Linked DNA regions of Homo sapiens: region 2 is linked to region 1. The links are chromatin contacts, found by Hi-C or POLR2A ChIA-PET in ENCODE. All regions are on one chromosome and are shown on one strand. The core of a region is the stretch at or near the end of the contact, and the rest is flanking DNA. Distances in the headings are between cores, read along the strand shown. Region 1 holds the start of ADIRF (adipogenesis regulatory factor). Region 2 holds the start of NUTM2A-AS1 (NUTM2A antisense RNA 1).

What was found. Hi-C counts contacts between places; a loop is a spot of excess contacts on that map. ChIA-PET counts read pairs that join two places held with the same protein, here RNA polymerase II (POLR2A). Pooled maps may share reads with other maps.
Region 2: a loop to region 1 is called in a map of naive thymus-derived CD4-positive, alpha-beta T cell, with 6 times the contacts of the local background. The contact joins the promoter of NUTM2A-AS1 here to the promoter of ADIRF in region 1. A Hi-C loop is called at or near these places in 1 of 168 maps with a recorded cell type or tissue (naive thymus-derived CD4-positive, alpha-beta T cell) and 9 of 50 pooled maps. POLR2A ChIA-PET finds 5 or more read pairs at or near these places in 1 of 52 experiments (BJ).

The regions. Positions count from the first base shown.
Region 1 is chr10:86,966,125-86,970,521 of GRCh38, forward strand. It overlaps ADIRF (adipogenesis regulatory factor), which reads left to right and starts at 2,358. Exons shown (of 3, transcript NM_006829.3): 1 at 2,358-2,481; 2 at 4,076-4,138; 3 at 4,352-4,397. The coding sequence starts at 2,421. ADIRF-AS1 (ADIRF antisense RNA 1) reads right to left here. Exons shown (of 2, transcript NR_170185.1): 1 at 2,918-4,397; 2 at 1-204. AGAP11 (ArfGAP with GTPase domain, ankyrin repeat and PH domain 11) reads left to right here and starts at 4,212. Exons shown (of 11, transcript NR_171046.1): 1 at 4,212-4,397. RefSeq lists enhancers at 1-34, 291-1,044, 885-1,064, 1,045-1,797, 3,304-4,057 and 1 more and a silencer at 3,168-3,462.
Region 2 is chr10:87,339,949-87,344,345 of GRCh38, forward strand. It overlaps NUTM2A-AS1 (NUTM2A antisense RNA 1), which reads right to left and starts at 2,610. Exons shown (of 6, transcript NR_024397.1): 1 at 2,294-2,610. LINC00863 (long intergenic non-protein coding RNA 863) reads left to right here and starts at 2,788. Exons shown (of 5, transcript NR_135292.1): 1 at 2,788-3,189. RefSeq lists an enhancer at 2,362-2,969 and silencers at 2,409-2,468, 3,119-3,348.

The DNA.
Region 1 (4,397 bases), core at 1,108-3,607:
GGGGGGCCTGTGGGAGTCTGGTCGGAGAGACCTTAAGGCTTCTTCAGTTCAGAATGTCACACCACTATATTTCGGGGTATTGGTTTCTGAGCCCCAACAATGAGTAACTGAAACTGCAGAAAGCGAAATCACAAATTAGCTGGGGGTGGTGGCTCATGCCTGTAATCTCAGCTACTCAGGAAGCTGAGGCAGAACTGCTTGAACCTGGAAGGCAGAGGTTGCAGTGAGCCAAGATCCCGCCATTGCACTCCAGCCTGGGCAACAAGAGCAAAACTCTGTCTCCAAAAACAAAAAAAGGGAAAAAAAAAAGTGACACCACAGCAAACTGGGGCGGGGGTGGGGGAAACGGTAATGCGGTAATGCGCTCCCTCCTTCTGCCTCTCCTTGTCTGAGAAGCCCTGGTGCCCTGCACGCTCTCACAAGGTCCACTGCTGAGTCCTGGGCACCCTTCAGCCAATTTAATCTTCACACACACACTTTGGGGAGACGCTGTGATGTGATGGGGATGTTGAGGCTCAGAGAAGTGAGGGGCTTGCTCTAAGAATATCTGAACCCAAGAGGTTTGACTGTAGTGCCTGCCGCTAGGGCCACGTGGAGCTCTCTCTACCACCATCTGCTGGGGGCTGGCTGTCTCTTCCCACAGAGGCTGCTCCCTTCCTGTCCAGCTCACAGCTCATTGCCCATGGGGCCTGGAGCCCAGTGGCACCACCAGCCTGTGATAAACTGGAACACTCGAAGGCCTGCCTGGCTATTGGGCACTACCGGTGGGATTTCAGGAGGGCTGGCAGGGCTGTGGCCAGCCAGGCAGGGCATGGCTGAGATGGGCTCCCCAGAGTCCCCAAGGCATCCATATGGCCGCTCCCAGGGCAAGGCCTCGCTCTGGGAGAGGAGGGGCGGGGGGCTGGGAGGACTGTTGCTGCCGCTTTGTTTTGCCTGAGACCTGCTCCCTCCCCCTTCCTCCACCTAATCTCATCACCTGCCTCTTCCCTTTGCCCAGGGTTGACCTCATCTCCATTAATCCATACCGTGTGTGTGTGTGTGTGTGTGTGTGTGTGTGTGTGTGTGTGTGTGTGTGTACAGGTGCACTTCCAAACAACTCCCTCTAGGGGCTGACCCCGCAGCACTAGAAGCAGGGTATGTGCCAGCAGACCAAGCCTGTGTGGCAGGGGCTTCCCAGCGCTCCAGAATAGGGGAGACACCAGCAGAGGTGCAAGAAACAGCCCCGGACAGGAAGCGGTAGAGAGACCCAGAAAGGCAGGGTGGGTGTGCACTGGCCTCCAGGTCCTGAAGGCCTACTCTGGAGTGGGAGTATACCCAGCTGGGTGGGGCCTGACCTACACCCCTTGTGTGCCAGGGGAATGTATCTTGCAAGCTGTTTTGCTGCACCCAAGGATGATCTTCTCCACTCAGGCCCAGGTCCCTAAGTCCCCTCCTAACAGCCACAAGTCATACTCTCTAGCGCCTTGCCTGCCCCATCTCAGGAAAGGTGACCTGAGAGGCCCAAGCTTATTCCTGCCCTCCCTGAGCCATGCTTCCTGCCCAACTTCCTAAGGCTTCGGTGACAGACGGCAATCTCCTTGCCTGGGCTGCACAGGCACACTGCCCTCTCCCCCTTGGGGTTGCATGGTCTGCAAGTGCACACACCTGTATCTCGCCCTCTCAGGGGAAAGATTTACCAGGCCCTCTCCGGCTGCATCCACTGGGTCTCTGGCTACAGGCAGAGAGCCAGTCAGCAGTGCCCCTGCAGCTGTTTGGGGCTGGGGGCTCCGATGATGCCAGAGCCCTAGGGTTTACAGGCACCTAGGCAGATTCGAGGATCCAAGTCCCTGCCACATGCGTTTGGGTGAGACCGACCTCACTGCCTCAGTTTCCTCCTATACACTGATGCTATCAACAAAAATACCCACTTCAGGAGGTGGTTGTAAAGATTATACAAGAGACTGCAGAGCGTTAGGCAGCACCTGGCACAAGACAAATGCTCAGTAAAAGACCACTGCTGTCATTAAGGTCAACACCAGCCCTGAGCTCCTGCCCTGGAGCTGACCCAGCGCTCACGCCCAGGATCAGAAAGGGAGGGCTGGGGCTGATGAGCTGGGAGGTGGTGTGCGCCCTTCTCCTGCCTCCAGCTCCTCTCTGGACCCCTGTCCTGGCACCTCTTCGGTCCCTGGTTCGGTCTGCCCCTTTCCCACCGCGGCCCGTCTTAGGCCAGGATGTGCTCCCTGCCCTGCGGACTCTGGAGCAGGGCCCGGCCACTCCCCGGAGCCTGTATGACGGGAACCGCCCCGCGCCCTCTCCCCTACGCGGGGCAGGCCAGCCCTGGGGCGCCTTAAAAACCGGAGCTGGCGCTTGGCATCGCCACTCTGGGCAGGATCCAACGTCGCTCCAGCTGCTCTTGACGACTCCACAGATACCCCGAAGCCATGGCAAGCAAGGGCTTGCAGGACCTGAAGCAACAGGTGGAGGGGACCGCCCAGGAAGCCGGTGAGGATAGCGCGCGACCTAGGGCTCAGGCAGGGGCACCTGCGTGGATGCGCAGGCAGAAGCAGCGGGTCGGCGCGGTCCGCAAGTTCCTGGACCGGCAGCTTGGCTCGGAAGGCTCGGTCCTCCACTGAGACGCAGGGGGCAGGCAGAACGCCCACCCCGGCGAGCAGACAGATGGTGCCCGCAGGGAGGCAGCGGAACAGAGGCTCCGGAGGAGCCGGAGCTGCGCTGCGGGCACTGCGGGAGCCCCTCCAAGGAGGCCATGCTGGCGCTGGGCGGCCCGCCCAGGCCCTCAGGAGAGGGTGAAGGTCCAGGACAGGGATCGGGCGCGGCCCGCCACCACTTAAACCCGCGCGCGCCACCAGAGGCTGCCCCAGACCTCAAAGGGCTTTGTTTCCATCCCACCCCCATCGCCGAAAAGTAATCGTCGCCTTACCTTTAAGTCCCCACCTGGCAAAGAAGGTCCTTAGTTCCTCCACCTCCAGCTCTCTCCTCCGTATTCTGGAGGTGACCCAGCTGCGGTGGGGGCGTGGGAGATGTCAGGAGACCACTGGGTTGGTTCTTCCTGCACCTAGCCCAGGCTTCGTTAGGACTCCAGCTCCCTGTCAGTCCTGCCCATATCCCAGTCAGGAGACAATATCCAAACCAACCCCTTACTTCACCAGTGCTCCAGGGGAGGCCCACAGTTCTTCCCTTGAGACTGAAATGCTACCAAGGAAGCCTCCGTGTCAGGTCCCTTCCTTCTGGGCTTCACTTTTCCATCTGAGAGCTGGGTGCAAAGGATGGGCTGCTTTCTGATGGGTTAATCGAGACGAGGTTCCCAGGGGCCTCTCAGCACACTTGCCTGACTAACCCTTTCCGGAGGATGGGATCTGGGTAAGGCAGGCCCTTTCCTGTTCAGCAGCAGGGATGAGTTACAGCTCTGTAGGCGGGAGCCACCTGTCAGCCCCCCCGGGGCTGGTGACTCCATTCCCAGCAGGCCGAAACTCTGGTCCAGAGGAGATAGTCCGGCCTTGGAAGTTTTGCCTCCTTCCTTCATTTGTCTCCTAATGTCTTAAGCTGCCTGTCCACAGAGGCACTGGCTTTGCTTGTGTGCCCCTCCGGGCAGGCCACAGGAGGGAGGAGGCAGTAAGGACCTGGCAAAACTGCAAGCCCCAGGGCTAAGTGCATGAAAGGTGGGAATTCAGGCATCTGGGCCAGGCTTCTAGGGGAGAAGCTGTAAAAGGGGGCAAGGGTCTTCTGCGCCATCACCAGCATTAGCCAACAGTCCAGATGCTAGCTGCAGCCTGGCCCTGCCCTGCCTTCCTTCCTCTGTCCAACATTTTCTCAGTAGCCCTGGAGATGGAAAGGGAAGCTCCTCCCCCACAGAGAAGGAGCTCAGAGTTAGAAATAAACAAAAACATCCCAGAGGCATGGAAAGGTCTCCTGCCCCTCGGGCTGGGGGGCCCTGGGCCAGGGACTTTATCTCCATGGCATCCATCCCTTGGACCTGTACCACCGAATACTCTGGAGGACACAGAGGCATGGCAATGGTGGGGCACCTGTAGTCGGTGGTGCCTCAACAGGGGCTAAAAGCCACATCTCTCTGTTCCAGTGTCAGCGGCCGGAGCGGCAGCTCAGCAAGTGGTGGACCAGGCCACAGAGGCGGGGCAGAAAGGTCTGGTGGGGCTGGAGGGAGGCGGGCAACCCCAGCACACCTCCCACTCCCCGCCCCATCCCGGCTGGGGCCCAGGCACATCCTCTCCTCTGCAGAGCCCTCTGTCCACAATGCCCCAAGCAGGTCCCCCGGGAGACCCAGGCCAGGCTAAGCCTACAGGCACTGTGGTTCCCGGGCCCTGCCTGACCTGCCCTCTCTCCCGCCCTTCCCCAGCCATGGACCAGCTGGCCAAGACCACCCAGGAAACCATCGACAAGAC
Region 2 (4,397 bases), core at 1,360-3,859, 370 kb after region 1:
ACTACCACAGAAAATGTTGTGCTGCTTTATTCCAGTCGATAACCACTGGTCAAATTTGTCTGGAATCATATAGATTTTATGCTTTTGTGTCTGACCTATTTTACTCAACATGATATTTTGGAGATTTATCTATGCTGTTTTATGTGTCAATATTTTATTTTGTATTGCTATGTATTATTACTCTGTAAGTCAATATCATAATTTATCTCTTCTCCACTTTATAGATGTTACATCCAGTTTTTGCCTACAAAAAAAACCTGCTGTGAATAATTTTATATCGGTCTCTATTGTGTGAATACACACCCTCATTTATTTTTGGTACATACCTATAAATTGAATCACGATGTCACTGGGTATGTGTGCAGGTTAACTTTATAAGAAATTGCCAAACTTCTTTAAAATATAGCTGTAAATTTACTCTCCCACCACAAATGTATGAGATTTTCTTTGCTTCATAACCTCTTCAACACTTGCTATATTCAGTCCCCAATTTTCTTTCTTAAGAGATGGAGTCTTGCTCTATCACACAGGCTGGAGTAGAGTGGCACAATCATAGCTCACTGCAGCCTTGGACTCCTGGGCTCGAGCTATCCTCCCATATCGGTCTCCAGGTATTTAGCCATTTTAATTTTACCAGTTCTCTTGGATATGTAATGACATCTCACTGAGGTTTTTATTTTCATTTTTTCTGATGACCAACTATGTCATCAGGAGTGAAATCACTGAGTCATAAAGTCATTGCCTGTTAAACTGTTTGTTTGCTTTTTAAAGAAAGTATCAAATTGTTAGAGAATGGCTTTGTTATTTTACATTCCCATCAACCGTGCAGCAGTTAAGTAGTTTCTTTGCAGCCTTGCTAGCACTCAGTGTTGTCATTATTTTTTATTGTAACTATTCCATTGGGTATATATTGAAATCCCATTGGGGTTTTAATTTTTCATTCCCTAATGGCTAATGATGTTGACGTCTTTTCATGCTCTGATTTTCCAAACATATATTCTTTTCAGTGAAATGTATATTCATGTCTTTTGCCCACTTTCTAATTTGACTTTGTTCACTCTTAAGTTTTGAAAGTTCTTTATATATTCTTGCTACTAGTCTTTTTCAGACACATGGCAAGCAAAAGGGGAAGGAAGGAGCACCTTTTTACTGTCAAGTTGAGATGAAGGTCAAGGTTCCCCATTAGGCCTCCTTTGCCACACAAAAAGTAAATACTCTGTGTTTTTAAGATAAAGTAATGGATGCCAAGAAAGACTCAAATTTTTTTTATGTACTAATCATAAAAATGAACTATGATTTATAATTCTTCTCGTCCATTTTCATTATACATAAGTTAAGAAAACAAAATACATCATACTCAATAATAAGAATTCTGAGTAGAAACTCACCAGTTCACCTTAGCTATATTTTCCCTTTTGGGTTTCTTTTACTTTTTTTTCTCTCTCTCCTTTTTCTTTAAAAATTTTGGAGTGTGCAGAGGGATAAGGGTGAGGGAGCGTGGCAAGGAGAGGAGTTCAGATCAGGACAGGGAATGGAGGAGGGCAAGGAGTGAAGGGCACAACCCACAGCCTGGGAAAGAGAGGCATGAAACCCAGCGTGTCAGGTGGACGGATCATGGAATGGGGGGCCAGCGGAGGTTAAGGAAGGAGGGCCCAAAGGTAGGGGTGGGAAAAAGAGAAGAGGAGGAGGAGGAAGTGCGCGTGTGAAGAGTGTTAAGAAAACGACAGGACAGAGCGGGGAGGGGAAAAGCGGGCCGAGGGACAGGGTGAAAGGTGAGAAAGGAGGGTATGAGGAAAGAGGGTCCGGGGCGCTGGGGATTTGGGGAGACGATGGAGCGACGGGTAGAGCAGCTTGGGCCGAGCCGCGGGGGTGGAATCCAGACGCCGGGCGGGGGAGGGGGCGGCGGGGCGGCGGGACGGTGGGTGGGGGCCACCAGGCGGCGCCGGAGACCACCAAACATTACAGCGAGCGAGCCTGCTTCCTGGAGGGAGTGCAGACAAGGACCAGGAGCGGGAGCCGAGCCTCGCGGCCCGGGGCACGGCGCCGCCCGCCCCTCCCCGGCAGTGCCTCCCGACCCCCTGCCCTCCGCTGGGACATGGCCTGAGGCCCCGCCCGCCGCCCGGGACCCCTCCCCCACGCTGCCCCCGGACCCTCGCCCCAGGACCGCGGGGTCTCTTCCCGGCCCCGCCGCCCGCCCCGGCGAGAACAGGCCCGGCGGGCAAGGCGGCGGCGGACCGAGGGAGGCCTGGCCCGGCAGCGGGGAGAAGGGTGCGGCGCAGCCCGAGTTTCCCACCTTTTCTCCTGGCCCAGACGCGGCTGGGGCGGACGGGATCTCTCGCGCTCTGCCTCCTCCTCTTGCTTCATGGAGCCATGCGCCTGGGTGGAGGCTCCCGAGAGAAGCTGGCCTGCGGGCGGGCCGGACGAGCTGCGCGGACGGGGCGGGGCGAAGGAGGCCGGCAGGCGGAGGAGGAAGCGGCGGGGCGGAGGCGGCGGCGGCCGGGAAGAACTAGAGGTATTCCCCGGGCGGCTGGAGGACTGAGTCGAGCCGGGACCCGAGTCCTCCGGTATCCCAGCAGCCACCGGAGGCAGTGAGATAATGGAGGAAGAATGTAGGGAGACCTCCAGTGGACCGCACTCCTTCTAGCGAGCCGCGGAAACCATAGAGATCAGGGCTCAGCCGGAGGGCCGGCCCACTGCTGTCACGTGGCCTCCATCCGTGCGCTTTATTGGCTGGTGCTGGCTTTACGGGGTTGAATTTTGGACGCTGCCTGCCATTCGTGGGACCGAGTTTCAGGCAGCTGGAATAAAGAGAGACATCGGGGGAAAGCCGCGAGAAGGCCAGCGTCCCTGGCTGGGAGCAGAGCTAGCCGAGTAGGGCGCCCGGCTGTCAAACTGGCCGGCGCAGTGCACGCTGGGCCGCCCCGGAGCGGTCGCAGAGCCCGTCGGGAGTCGTAGTCCGGGACGGGCCCGCGGCATTGTCCGCGACGCAGCTCGGGATCCGGGTCGGGGTGTCGGCCGGGTTGCTGCCGGGCACCGTCGAGCGTTAGCCACCCAGCATTGAGCTGCCAGCGGCTGTTCTCCCTAAGCACCCTCGCTCACGTCGCCTCGCCTCGCCTCGCCTGACCGGCCGCAGCCTTGGATACCAGCCTTAAATCGAGCCGACTACGGCCCAGCCCCGCCCGCGGCGAGGTGCGCGGGGTTCGGTGCCAGCCGCTCGCCCCTGGCGGGGCCAGCCTCTTGATGCACCGGGGACGGGCGCCCCCATCCGACTCTTCGAGGGGCGGCAGGGCCCCATCTGTGTCTTTCGCTCTCGAGCCCCCAGCTAGAGTTGGCTTCAGCGGAATACCTACTGTGCGGGATTATTCAACAAGCCGATTGATCACATTCTTCAGCTCTAGCAGTGCAAAGGCTTCACTGAAAAAGAACATTACAAATTTTTTTTGAAAGAAATTTGGGGGTAAATTTAATTTTAAATACTGATTTTTGATAACATTTGATCTTATGACAGCATTTGTATTTTTAATTACAGATAGGATTACACTAAAAGTCATTTCTGACCTGCTCCCTTACCCTTATGGCTAAAATAAACTGCTAGGCCCTGAAGCAAAGGCGAGCCATGTTCTAGAGCAATGTCTTTCTTGTATTAAAATACGGCCCCATGCTCACAAAAAAAAAAAAAAAAAATTTTGGAGTGTAAACATATACATCATCTTAATTTGAGTCCTTATGTGTTGACGGTGTGCAGGGAAGAATGGGAAAGTAACTGTAAGTGGAGCTCAGAAAGAACTAACAAATTCATGAAAAAGTGACATTATTGCTGGTCTATTTTTTTTTTTAAATTTTCTGCTTCCTCACACTCTCCCATACTAAATGAATTATTTAGTGGGTTTTTTTTTTTGTTTTTTTTTTTTTTGTGATACGGAGTTTTGCTATTGTTGCCCAGGCTGGCACGATCTTGGCTCACCGCAACCTCCGCCTCCCAAGTTCAAGTGATTCTCCTACCTCAGCCTCCCAAGTAGCTGGGATTACAGGCATGCACCCCCGCGCCCGGCTAATTTTTTCTGTTTTTATTAGAGACGGGGTTTCTCCATGGTGGTCAGGCTGGTCTCAAACTCCCGACCTTAGGTGATACGCCCACCTCGGCCTCCCAAAGTGCTGGGATTACAGGCGTGAGCCACCGTGCCCGGCCGACAGGTGTTTTTTATGAGTTACAGACTATGTGCTTTCAGAATGAGGCAACCGATTTAAGGATGTAAGCATAATTTAAGGATATTGAAAATGATATAGGAATAAATTTTGTTTAGTCATTCATGGATTTATTCATTTTCAGATGACTATGTGTGTGAATATTTAAGAATTCTAAAACCGCATGGGATTACTTATAACTATATAGGAGC